Regions from separate parts of the Homo sapiens genome. Here region 1 is linked to region 2. Evidence: chromatin contacts called from ENCODE Hi-C or POLR2A ChIA-PET data. All regions are on one chromosome and are shown on one strand. Each heading gives the region's core, a stretch centred on a gene start or an enhancer-like site at or near the end of the contact. The rest is flanking DNA. Distances are from core to core; before and after follow the strand shown.

Region 1 (7,077 bases), core at 1,464-3,963, 160 kb after region 2:
AACCAGTCTCTTAGGTGAGAAATCGGGATTATGTGCCCTGGGGACACTAGGGGAGTCTGTGGGGGTCTGGCCAGGTGCTGTTTCTTGGCCTGGACACAGGTGTGAGCTGCAAACTTACGATATGTGCTCTTGCTTGTAGCAGGTTACATCTTTTTATTGTTGTTTTGAGATGGAGTTTCACTCTTGTCGCCCAGGCTGGAGTGCAGTGGCACAATCTTGGCTCACTGCAACCTCCGCCTCCCGGGTTCAAGCAGTTCTCGAGCCTCAGTCTCCCGAGTAGCTGGGACTACAGGCACCTGCCACCACAACCAACTAATTACAGGCACGCGCCACCACAACCAGCTAATTTTTGTATTTTTATTAGAGACGGGGTTTTGCCACGTTGGCCAGGCTGGTCTCGCCCGCCTCAGCCTCCCAAAGTGCTGGGATTACAAAAGTGAGCCACCGTGCCCGGCCCTGTAGCTGGTTACATTTTAATAAAAAGTTTGTAAAAATTCGGCAGACATCAGAGGTACTGATAAGTTTATTAAAGTGACAAAAGCTATAATGGGTGGCAGAGTCACAGAATATTAAGTGTGTGAGGACCCTCTGCCTTTCTGCCCCTGAAGGAAGGGCCTGCGCTGGTCACTGCAGCCATCCCTCTGGCTGACCGGGGGAAAGAACAGAAAGACCAGAGTGAGAGAGTGCTGGAAACAAACCAGAAGGCTCTTACATCGGAAAGGGTGAAAACTACTGGTGTGGAAAGAAATGTGGAAGAGGTCCAGGAAGGCAGGGAAGAAAAAATACCAGAGCTCTAGACAGAAAAATGGGAAGGTGGAGAGGAAGGGGGAGGGGAGGGCTGGGAGCTCTGGGGAGAGTTCCCTCTCTGACTCCTTTGATGGCGTTTTGGTGTAAATCTGAACAGTCTCTGAGTAAGAACGGCCGGGCCTCTGGGGTTCATTTAGGTTGGGCTGCCAGAGAATGGTGCTCCTATACTGCGAAGTCAAAACAATTTTTAAAAGTGTGTTTATACCATGCATTATTTTATTTCTGTAAAAATTAAAATGTGTATCATATGTTAAAGCACAGCAAAAGCTCTGACAGAACACAGACTACACTCATACAATACTGACATCCTAGGGCATGGGATTAGATGGGGTGGTGAGATGCGAGTACAGGGAGACTTTCTTTTAACTGTGGAGCTGTGTGTGTTCGAGGGTTGGAGAGTGAGATCCTTTTGAGAGCATAATTGGCTTGTTTTTTTTTTTTTTGAGCCGGAGTTTCGCGCTTGTCGCCCAGGCTGGAGTGCAATGGCGCGATCTCGGCTCACTGCAACCTCCGCCTCCCAGGTTCAACCGATTCTCCTGCCTCAGCCTCCCGGGTAGCTGGAACTACAGGCATGCACCACCACACCTTGCTAATTTTGTATTTTTAGTAGAGACAAGGTTTCACCACGTTGGCCAGGCTGGTCGTCAACTCCCAACCTCAGGTGATTCTCCCACCTTGGCCTCCCAAAGTGCTGGGATTACAGGCGTGAGCCACCGCGCCTGACCTATAGTTGGTTTTTATAACAGTCCTTTTTTAAAAAAATAAAAGGATGACAGCCTGCTCAAAAGACTGGGGCCATAGGGGTTCTTCAGGAAGAAGAAAAAGGCGTGTTCAGTTATGAAATAAGCCACTCCTAATAGTCCTAAACAATGCCTGGAGTGAGCCCCGGGGGATTGTGACCCTTCCACAGGCGGCTGCAGGGTCTGAGTCTCCACCTTTGGTGTTGTGGGTGGCGGAGGCAGATACCAGTACACCTGGGCCTGCATCTCTCAGCTCCTCCTCCATCACCTCCACCTTCTTTCACCAAAACGGCCTGTCTTAGCCTGTTCATGCTGCTATAACAAAATACTATGAATTGCATGGCTTACAGATTTAGTCTGTGGGGGCTGCTCTAAGAAAACCTACCAGTGGCTTGCAAAAAAGACTGGGTGGCCTACAAACAAGGACAATGTATTGCTCACAGTTCTGGAGGCTGTAAGGCGCCTGCAGATTCAGCGTCTGGTGAGGCCGTTTCCTGGTTCATGGATGATGCCTTCTCCCTATAACCTCACAGGGTCGTAGGGGTGAAAAAGCTCCCTGGGGTCCCTTTTCTAAGGGCACTAATCCCATCACAAGGGCTCCACTCTCATACCCTAATCACCTCCTAACACCATTACCTTGGAGATTAGGATTTCAACATATGACTTTGGGACACAAGATTCAGTCCACAGCATAATCTCCGGGGCATGTCCCTCCTTACACTCTCCCTCCTCCTGCAAGCACTCTTCCCACCTGAGTTTATCACCCCACACAGTCCCCTCCCATGCAACCCTTCCTTCCCCTTCCCACCCCACCACCTCCCACTGAAGTAAAGGGACTAGTGCCCAGGGAACAGAGCTCGCCGCTTACAGAGCCCCCAGCCCAGCCCCTGCTGGAGCTCCTGGATCCCAAGGCGGGGAAGGCAAGTCGGCGGATGCGCACTTCAGGGAGGACGCAGGCGCAGGGCCGGGGAGCTGGGAGGCACCACTTTGCCCTCCTGAAAATTAAGCCCAAGACCTGCCATGGCGGTGGGGAGCAGTCTCCCTCAGATGGGGTCCCCTGTTCTCTCCACCTGCCCCAGAAAACAGCAAGACCGGTGGCCACCCCCGCTGTGAGTACTCTGAGGCCCAGAGGTACAGCTAGGAAGCATGTCCCTCCTGGGTACAGCTGACATGTGAGCAAGCACTTTGGCCAGCACAGCCGGCCTCTATCCCCACTGTGAGACGGGCGGTGCCACAAATGGGAGGTGACGATCAGGGGCGGTCACCTTCCAGTCCTGTAAGTGGCAAAGCTCAGAGGCACTGTGGGCTCAGCCTCCAGGTCACCTGCTGCCCCCGTGCCACTGGGGTAGTACGTTCGGGCCAGACGTGGTGGCTCATAGCTGTAACCCCAGCACTTTGGGAGGCCAAAGCGGGTGGATTGGTGGAGCCCAGGAGTTTGAGACCAGGGAGGCCAGGCTGAGCAACACAGCAAACCCCGTCTCTAGAACAACAACAACAAAAAAAGAAAAATTAACAAAATTTAGCCAGGTGTGGTGGCACGTGCCTGTAGTCCCAGCTACTTGGGAGGCTGAGGTAAGAGGATCATTGAGCCCGGGAATTCAAGGCTGCAGTGAGCCGTGATCATTGCACTCCAGCCTGGGCAACCGAGTGAGATCCTGACTCTAAGGAAACAATAACAATAAATAAAAATAAATAAAGTAGTACATTCCCCACAGTATGAGGGCCATAGAGGGGGTGGGGGGTGTTCTAGTTCCTGATGGGGGAGGCGGGTGCCCCTCATGGGTGGTCTGGGCATCCTCTGTTCCCTGGGCTATGCCCTCCTCTTGAGCCCCCACGCCCCTCACAGTCTCAGGCTACGGCACTTTGAGCCTCTCCCTGTGCTGGCCCAACAGGGGGCTCAGGTTCCGCACGAGGCTACTTCTAAAGACATGACCGGACAACAGGCCACTTCAAGCCCATTAGTGTCATGAAACTCATGACCTCACAGGGAAGGCAGCTCTCCCAGCATTCAGTCCTATTTCTAAAGGCAGAACTGAAAAGAATGAAAAGAACAGTGGGTGCCAGGGGCGGGGAGGAACAAGAGCCTTTGGGAAACTGCAAGGGGACACGGAAGAAAAGGACTTTAACACTCGGCCTGCCAATAACCTACAGGGCAGCAAAAGGAACCTCGAGTTCAAGGGCTCTCCTAAAAGCCAGGAGTTGCTTTCTCTCCATGATTGAGCAGAAGGTCTGCTGAGGGATTCTGGCCCCAAGTGAACCGAGGGTCTAAGCAGGGATGATGTGCTTTTCCACAGGGCAGCCACAGAAGGAACTTGCACCCTGGCACAAGCTGCAGGCACAGCTCCCTCCTATCACCCCCACATCCCACTGCCTGAGGTCCACAGGTCGATTCCCACAGGGATACATGAACAGACATATTTGATGCCTACTGTGTGCCAAGCATTTCCACATAAACTTGCCTCAGTTTATCCTCAAAACAAACCCATAGGGTACATCGTATTACCCCATTTTATGCACAAGGAGTTGGAGAGTTTTAAGAATTAGGTAACTGGCTCAAGTTCCCAGAGCTGGGCCCACCTGCATCCAAACCCTGACACCCCTCCTCCACGAGGCACCCTAGATTCCAAGGAGCCGGGAGGCTGCCCGGGAGGTGCTCACCCTATGTCTCAGCCCTGCCCTGGAAGCCTCAGGCTGAGGGGTGGCCACAGGGTCCCCACCTGGCCAGTAAGACTCTATCTCCCCTCCACCTCAAACAGAGCCATGCACACATGAAATATGGGGTGGCGGGGGGCAGATATGTGTAAGAGGCCTCCTGTTCCCGAGGTGGGGGTATCACCCCTCCATTCCTAGATCCCGTTCCTGCCTAAATTCCGGAACCACCCTGCACCCCATCCTTCCCAAGCCTCAATCCTCATGCATTTCTTCCACTGTTCGCCACTTTTGTCTAGATAGGCAGAGGAGCTGGTTTCTGTTGCCAGCAACCACAGGATGCTAACTTGTTCACCAGCCATCTCAGCTCTTCTCCCAGGACCCTCCCTGGATCCCCTCCCTCCTCTCTGCTCCCAGGATGAGGGTGCAGACCCTGCAAAGCTGGCCGTCTGCCCCCCAGAGCTGCCTCGTCCTGACACTGGGGGCCGTCCCAGGGCCTGGCTGCGGTGACGCGCCACTAACACTTACTGGACGATGAGGTAAAAGGACTGAGGGTTCACGAGGGCAGAGTGGGACTGGGATGAGGGAACCAAATGCAAGGATGAAGGGAAAACAGAAAACTGTCCAGGTTTCTGCCACAGCCAGTCCTATTTGTACCATGTAGCAAGGGCAGCTATTTCTGTCCGTGACACCCGCTTCCATCAGCCCCACAAGGACAGAAGGCAGCCTGAGGCAACTCCGTGCCAAAGGTGTGGGCTTGGCAGGCTCACAGCAGAGATTGTGGGCACCATCTCTGCAAGGCCAGGGGCACCCGAGCTGTGGGGCAGCACAAGGGGCCTGTGTGAGGCCCCTGGAGGAACACGGAGGAGGCACAGGGGCTCCAGGGCAGAGAAGCCGGAGGGAAGCCGCTCGCATGCAGAGTGGCCTTCCAAGCTTGGGGGGCATCCTTCTGGGAGCGCCTGGGTCCACAGAGCTCCCAAACTCTGCTCAATTCAGGCAATTTGGGAAGTAAAACAGGAAATGTCAGCTGCAAAAGGTAGAGAAGGCTTTTCAGGGAAGGTATTTCCAAACTATTTCCCCGTAGGGAATACATTTCCGTGACACTGAGTGGCAAGTACCCCGACAGTATCTGATTCACGCCAGCACCGAGCTAAATGCAAATGACTTTCAATCATCAGCCCCTGGGGCACACTCGGAACTCAGCAGAGCCGAGCCCTGGCCCAAGTCACCTCTATGACCGGCAGTGAGAAAAAAGGCGGGTGGCGAGAACATGGGAAAGAACATGGGTAAGAATATTGGCTCTCCTGGGCCAGATTTTGGACTTGATAGTCCCCATAATCACGTGAGCCAATTCCTTCAAATAAATCTCTTTATGCATGCACGTGTGGGCACACACACCCACACACCCACACACACACCCACACATCCCCATACACACCCCCACACCCACACACTCACACCCACAAACACACCCACACACCCCCATACACACCCCCACACACACCTACACCCACACCCCCACAACCACCCACACACACACCCCCCACACACACCCACCCACACCCCCCCACACACACACACCCCCCATACACACCCCCCACACACCCACCCCCCACACACCCACACACACACCCATACACACCCCCCACACCCACACACCCACCCCACACACCCCCACACCCACACCTATACCCACATACCCACCCCCCACACACCCCCCACACACACTGACACACACCCCCACACCCACCCACCTACACACCCCCACACCCACCCACCTACACACACCCACACCCACACCCCCATACACACCCACACCCCACACCCACCCATACACACATCCCACACGCACACTTACACCCACACCCACCCCCCACACACACCCACACACCTACACCCACATACCCACACCCACCCCCCACACACCCCCATACCCACCCACACACACCCACCCACAAACACACCCACCCCCACACCCACACACACATACCCCCCCTCACCCCCACACACACACCCTATTGGTTCTGTTTCTCTGGGGAACCTTGGCAAACTCTGTAAAGAACAAAGAGGCCTGCTGGACTCTGGGCTAAGGAAGGCAGCCAGCATAGCAGCATCACTCCCGGCACCGTGTGTACAGATGTAGTCAGAATCACTGTGACAAATGCCCACTCCGGCCGGGCCCTGCACTGCTGCCTCCACCTTTTTTGGGCCATTTAATCCAAGGGCTGATTGCATATCTCCTCTCATATGTCCCACAGTCATGCCAAAATTAACAGATCTCAACAAACTCTTAATCGTCCCCATCCTGGTCCTGCTCTCATCCTGGCAAGTGGCACCAGTGAGTTCCCAACTCAAAAATCTGGGCATCATCCAAAAACCGGGAGTCACCCGATCTTCCCTCTCCCTTGCTCCCCCTCACTCAGTCCACCTCCACGTCCTGCCAATGTCCTGTGGGGATCCCTATCCACATCCTTTGCCTATTCTTTTTTTTTTTTTTTTTTGAGACAGAGTCTCATTCTGTCACCAAGCTGGAGTGCAGTGGCGCAATCTCGGCTCCCTGCAACCTCTGTTTCCCATCTTTGCCCATTCTTTACTAGAGCCTCTGGCTTGTCCTTATTCTTGTATAAGAGCACTTTATATCTCATGCATATTAACTATGTATTTGTTGTATGTGTTGAAATTGTTTTTTCATTTTGTCACTTATTTTCAAACTTAAGGTGGCATTTGCTTTCTATACAGAATTTTTAAAAATGTCCATCAAGGCTTTTTAATAGCAAAAACAACAAAAACTTAAATAAAAATAAATGTCTATCAGCAGCAGACGAGATGAATAGTAGTATGTTCATACACTGCGATGGCATGCTGCAGTGCTCCATTGTAG
Region 2 (6,645 bases), core at 1,447-3,946:
GGGAAATGAAAATCCATGTGTCCTAACCATCTAGTACCAAAGCAGAAGAAGGCAGAGTGCATAGAATTTGCAGATCCACAGCAGCATTAATAGGCAGCTGGAGAAATGAAAGCTTGCATTGCAGGCTATAATACAATGCTTGTATCCAACCCGGGCTTCGTGTATGTGGGTATGTTTTTCCAATATTATTATTAAAAATACAACATAGGCCAGGCGCCGTGGCTCACACCTGTAATCCTAGCATTTTGGGAGGCTAAGGCGGGTGGATTGTCTGAGCTCATGAGTTTGAGACCAGCCTGGGCAACACGGTGAAACCCCGTATCTACTAAAATACAAAAAATTAGCCAGGCATGGAAGCATGCGCCTGTAGTCCCAGCTGCTTGGGAGGCTGAGGCAGGAGAATCGCTTGAACCCAGGAAGCGGAGGTTGCAGTGAGCTGAGATTGCACCGCTGCACTCCAGCTTGGCAGAGAGAGCGAGACTCCGTCTCCAAAAAAAAAAAACGCAATACACTATTTCAGGAAATATTAGGAATAAGACTCACTCACAATCCCACCAACCTAGCACAAATATTTCCATTTTTGGCCATTTGCTTCAGCCTGTTGAGATGAGGATATGAGTCTGTGTGTCACCAGAGGGGGGTCGGGGTGGGTGAGTGTTTGATAAAGTGGGGGTCTGTTTTCCTCCGTGAACTCCCCCGCCCCCACAGCTCACTGAGACCCGGTGGGAGGGAAGCGTTATCAGCGCAGAAGGGTCCCCGCCGCCTACCCCTGCCCCGTCAGGAGTCTGAGCAGACACCATGGGCTCCAGGAGCAGAAAGGACTGAACCTCGGTTCCTGGGGAGCAAGAGCCTGGGAGAGAACAGGACGCACACTCCTATGGCCGTGGGGAGGTGACCTTCTTTTGCCCTGATGCTCACTGGCTCTATGCTGTGCCACTGATCGGATGCCTGGTAACTTCCTCGGCCATTGCCCAGTATCATCAGACATTTGAGTGGCTTCCAATATTGCACTATTAGGATGGGTGCAATAAATACCCACAGGCTGACCTCGGCTTTGCCTCTGGACTTCAGCTCCAGGTTTCGTCTCTCGCTCCAGGCTTCCTGCTGTCCGACTTCCTGGCACTCTGCACCCCCACCTTATTTCTCTCCCACGGCAGCTTCTCATCACCCCGTCTGGAACCAACAACACCCTCTTTTCTCTTTCATTTTACCCATCCTGGTGCTGACAGCTCACAGCAACCCTGCCCGAGTCTTCAATGGCCCCCACACACAGCCTCACCGAGGAAAGCCACGTTCTGTAGCCTGGTGATCACCCCTTATGCCTGGGCCCAGACTCCCCACTTCTCTTCCTCGTCTCCTTCCACATGCCCTTCAAATGTCCAGCCCTGGTCAAACTGACCCGCTCACAAGTCTCTAAGACACTGCTGGGTCAAGCCTCAGTGCGTTTGCCCAGGTGGGTCCCTCCACAGGAGCGCTCCTCCCGAAACCCACCCACCGGACATGTTCCTGCTGCCCTCCTGCAGCTCAGAGCACCCCTGCCCATGAGCTCTCCTGGCAGGGTCGGGAACTGCCTGCTGCATCTGGGTATGCTCTGCACACTGCTCCAAGGGCTGCCCTCACAGCCGACTGTATTTGGGGTTTGCCTGAGCCTCCCCTCCTGGACCAATAACTTCTAGAGGCTCATGACCATTTACCTTTTATCCCCAGTACGAATACAAAGATAAGGTCAAAGAACACACTCAGTAAATACACGCTGAGCTAATGAATGAACGAACGACAATGAGGCAGTGGGTCTGAGTTCTCCCTACAGACAGTGTGGGCCATTTTCCCCCGCGCTGTGCTTGCGGAGTTTCCCACTCCTCTGTCCCCCAGCTTTTATACTCAGGAAGGAAGAGGGCCCAAGGAGAAAATAAGGAGCCAAAAGCAACCTGCCTGCAAGGCCTCCTCCCAAGATGTGGCAGCTGTGGTGGCACTGCAAGAACTGCCAGTGAAGGACAGAAATGGGCAAGTGGGAGGAGATTGATGCAGAAAGCCCCCCGCCACCATGGCCACCGCCCACCGACACTGCTCCTCAGGGCATGTCCACCCAGCGCACGCTCTCCACGGTGTGATTCTTCCAGTAGGCTCACCTGCCAGAGCCCTTCCGTTATTGCTGGATGTAAAGTTCCCAGCCTCAGAGTCTCAGAAGCTCCCTGCCCTGAAATGCCTTTAACAGATAATTTTTCAGAGACTCCTGAAATGTAAGTCTCCCTCCAGCAAGCAGGTCTGTCAGAGATGCAAGACCTGCTTTTAGCGCTAGTCCTGATAATCCCACAGCAGAGCCAGTTCTCCACTCTGCTGAAGAATTTAGGGCTGGGGTGGCATGGGGATGAGTTGGATTTAATCTTACGTTCCCTCTTCTCAAAGGTGAAGAAAGGCCAGATATGCCTGTTGGAAGCAGGTATCCCTGGAACCTGCAGCGGGGCAGCTCAGGAGGTGGCTTACACTTACTTAAGCAAGTGACTTACATTTACTTAAGCAATGCTGGTTCTTCAGCGGCTCCTCCCAAGTCCTGGAAGCAGCCCAGGGGATCCCAGCTGGGAGAGGAAGGAGGCTGTGGGTTGCAGCATCAGTGGCCGTCTCCTTGCTTGTCTCTCCCACTGCCTGTCATCAACTTCCTCCCCTGGTGATTTTGCTGGGCCCTTCCCAGACATCCAGGAGCGGTGGAGATGGGCCTTCTGACTCATCCAGTGACCAGGCCACCGAGTGGCCTCCCTGCCTCCAGCCCAGCCCAGCCATCCTGTCTCCCATCACTGGCATCCGATGCTGTCACTCCCTTGCACTGAAACCTGCAGTGGCTCCCTATTGCCTATTTCCTCAGAACACAAAGCCCTGAGTAACCAGTCAAAAGGGAGTTTACTGCAGGACTTCTCAGGGCCTTTAGTATGCTAACATCCCTTGCAGCTCTCTAAGGTGGAGATTGGAGGGGATTATACGATAAGATTTCCCAAACTTCTGTGACTGTGGAACCCTTTCCGCAGGGACATCTCATGAGTCAGGTGCTCCAGGGACACTGATTTGGGGATCACTAACTAAAGGCTAAAATTTACACTCCTTACCAAGGCAATTGAAGCCTTCATAACCCAGCCTTGACTGGTTCCCCAAACCTGGCTGTCACGCTCCCGTTGCCTCAGTGTGTGGCTTTACATAACCCAGCCTTGACTGACTCCCCAAACCTGGCTGTCACGCTCCCGTTGCCTCAGTGTGTGGCTTTACAAAATTTTTGCTGCCTGGAAGCGGCTTTCCTTTTCCTCCACCCAGCAAAGTCCCAATGCCCCTTTCAACACAGCCTCCTGGCCACCTCCTCCAGGAAGCCCTCTCCCATTCCCTTTCCAAAGGTGGGTTTGGCTACACTCTCCCCTGTGTGACAGTTACACAGAGACTCACAGCACACAGCAACATCTGCATTTAGTCAAAGTGATGCTTCAGTTTGCATTTCACGACTAAGCTGCACAAAAGCTTCAGACCTCACCCAGATGGCGAGACATTCACACAGGGTCTGCAGGAGCTGATGTCCACTGGGGAGCTGCACATTCTCATCCCTCCTCACAGAGGGTGCCCACTGACACTAATTCAATGAGTTATCTCTTGTTTTGCTGGACTTCCCTCCACCCCCAAGTCGTAGAAGTGGACTTGCATTGGTTAAATGTGTATATAATGTGATTCCCATGTGTAGAGTTAAGTGCCTTTCCCTTCTGTCTGTGGCCTCCTCCAGAGGTGTTTTGTTCTTCATTTAGTGACAGCAGAGTGACAAGGAGCTCCATGTCACATGGCTTCTCCCTGTGGCCTTGGTGAGCCCAAGGTGGGTATGAATATACAAAGCTGACTGCTTGCGTGACGGGTGGGCACATGCAGGCAGTGTGTGGAGAAACAGCTACGTCCAGCCCTCCTGAGCCGTTCTGAAGTGGCACCGGCTGCCCCTGCCAAGACACCGGTAAGCTCCCCCTTGCCACTAATCTCACATGCTTACAGGAAAGACGCTCGGCGGCAGGAGCTAGCAGCGGGGTGCTCAGAGACTATGTGTCCTGCCAACAATGTGCTCAGGACGGATCTGTGGGATCCAAGCCACATCTGCTGAGGCTTTGAGAAAGTTCTGTTCTCCCTCTCAAAGCTACCAGAGGCCACGAAGGCTGGCCTTGGATTCAGGGTACTGGTTTGAACCCCATGGACATTCTCACCCCAGTCCTTGCTACAGGACCAGGATGAATATATCATTTACTATCCAAACCAAGATATTTTAAGAGAGGGAGAGACCGGCTAACTTGCAGGAAGAACAGGCATACACTGAGACTGTCTGGATCATGTGGGATGTACGGTCATTGTAGCTACAACTGGCTGGAGGAGGACAGCAGGGAGCAAGGAGGCACATGGCCATGAGGCAGGTCACCTGCTGGTGCACTCCAGGCTCAGTGTGGCAGAAAGGTATGGCCACATAAAGAAGAGCTGACCAAGCCCCTCTAACCAGCTGCTCTCCCGAGGGTCCCCTGGCACAGAACCCCCTCATGTTCTCACCCCAAAGTGCACAGGACAATGAAGGGCAGAGACAGCACAATAGAGACCCCTGCAAGGCCTCCCAGTGCCATCTGTGGGCACCTGAGTTACCAAGCACCTGTCATGGAGGCTGCTGTCCTGCAATCAATAAGGTTTTTAAAACTTGTCTGTTCTAACAAGGGTGCCAAGACCATTCCATGGGGAAAAACAGTCTTTTCAACACATGGTGCTGGCACAGCTAGATATCCACATGCAAAAGAATGAAAGTGGACCCCTGCCTCACACCATATGTAGAAATTAACTCCAGGTGGATCAGACTTACATGTAAGACTTAAAACTATCAAACTCTTAGAAGAAAACATAGGTGTAAATCTTCATGATCTTGGTATTAGGCAGTAGTGTGTTAATATGACACCGAAAGCATAAGCAACCAAAGGAGCAATAGATAAACTGGATTTCAAAACAAATAAACTTTTGTGCCTTAAAACAGGGGCCCCAACCCCTGGGCTGTGGACCAGTTTGTGGCCTGTTAGGAACCGGGCCTCACAGCAGGAGGTGAGTGGCAGGACAGTGAGCATTACCGCCTGAGCTCCACCTTCTGTCAGATCAGCAGCGGCATCAGATTCTCATAGGAGCATGAACCCTATTGTGAACTATGCATGCAAGGCATCCAGGCTGTGCACTCCTTATGAGAATCTAATGCCTCCAAAACCATCATCCTTCCACCCTTGTCTGTGGAAAAATTGTTTTCCACGAAACCAGTCCATGGCACCAAAAAGGTTGGAGACCACTGCTTTAAAAGATACCGTGAAGAAAAGGAAAAAGATAAGCCATGGAATGGCAGAAAATATTTGCAAATCATATATCCGATAAGGGACCTGTAACTATAATACGTAAAGGATTCTTACAAGTCAACAATAAAAAGACAAATAGGCAGAGGATGTCAATGGACCTTTCTCCAAAGAAGATAAACAAATAGTTACTAAGCACATGAAGACATAGGAAACGTCATTAGACAGCAGGGAAATGCAAATTAAAGCCACGATAAAGTACCACTTCACTCCCACTAGGATGGCCAGAATAAAAGAGTCAGACAGTCAAAAATGTTGGTGAGGATGGGGGGAAACTGGAACCCTCATCCATAGCTGGTGGGAATGTAAAAAATGCTGCAGCAGCTTTGGAAGACAGTCTGGCAGGTGCTCAAATGGCTTCACACAGACTGCCATACGATCTAGTAATTCTGCTCCTATTTACCCAAGAGAAATGAAACATCTGTCCATACAAACACTTGTACGCCCATGTTCACAGCAACATTATTAAAAATGGCCCAAAAGTCCAAGTATCCAAATGTCCACCAGCTGATCAATGGATAAATAAAATGTGGTATATTCATACAATGAAACATTATTTGAGACTAAAAGGAATGAAGTACTGACACCGGGATGAACATGCAGGAATCTTGAAAACATTACGCTAAGTGAAAGAAGCCAGACACAGAAAGTCACGTATTATATGATCCTATTTATATGAAATGTCTGGAATAGGGAAATCTGTAGAGACAGAAAGTAGATTAGTGGTTGCTGCGGGCTGGGGGCTTTGAGGGGAAATGATGGGTGGCTAGTAATAGGAGTGTCTGCTATTTTTTTTTTTTTTTTTTGGTTGATGAATTGTTCCAAAATTTATTGTGGTGTTGGTTGCACTACTCTGTGAGTATAATAAAAACCACTGACTTCTGCACTTTACATGGGTAAACTGTATAGTGAGTTATATCCTAAGATTGTTATAAAGCAAAAGCAATCTGAATGGCTGAGCCCGCACGGACGCAGCATCACAATCTGCCCTGGGTGTCCTCGGAGCACACTCACCTTATTTATATCTTTCAAACAATGCACCTACTGCATTCCCATCTTTCTTCTAAAATGTTAAAGAAACTGCATCTACAAGACACATCTTCAAACAGAAACACAAAAACCTTACAACGAAACAGGGCTGCACAGAAGGCCACGCCACCTCCAGAATTGCCCTGGCTAACTGTCAGGACAGCAGCAATGTTTTATCCACACAGAAGCACAAAGGGACAGAAACTGTGTTCTCTGCCTTCTTACTGAGACACGA

The links. Hi-C counts contacts between places; a loop is a spot of excess contacts on that map. ChIA-PET counts read pairs that join two places held with the same protein, here RNA polymerase II (POLR2A). Pooled maps may share reads with other maps.
Region 1: a loop to region 2 is called in a pooled map of right cardiac atrium, with 2.1 times the contacts of the local background. The contact joins two enhancer-like sites. A Hi-C loop is called at or near these places in 1 of 168 maps with a recorded cell type or tissue (K562) and 3 of 50 pooled maps. POLR2A ChIA-PET finds 5 or more read pairs at or near these places in 2 of 52 experiments (CD4-positive, alpha-beta T cell and WTC11).

The regions. Positions count from the first base shown.
Region 1 is chr5:178,541,875-178,548,951 of GRCh38, forward strand. All of the region lies in intron 2 of COL23A1 (collagen type XXIII alpha 1 chain), which reads right to left. Among named protein-coding and RNA genes, the nearest start is that of COL23A1, 45 kb to the right of the region's middle. RefSeq lists a silencer at 2,194-2,488. Within about 2 kb of position 2,714, at least 4 of the 41 ENCODE cell types and tissues checked have a DNase peak (open chromatin) inside an H3K27ac peak, as active enhancers do.
Region 2 is chr5:178,385,950-178,392,594 of GRCh38, forward strand. The region is part of intron 2 of COL23A1 (collagen type XXIII alpha 1 chain); the gene reads right to left. Among named protein-coding and RNA genes, the nearest start is that of PHYKPL, 160 kb to the left of the region's middle. RefSeq lists an enhancer at 912-1,730. Within about 2 kb of position 2,697, at least 3 of the 41 ENCODE cell types and tissues checked have a DNase peak (open chromatin) inside an H3K27ac peak, as active enhancers do.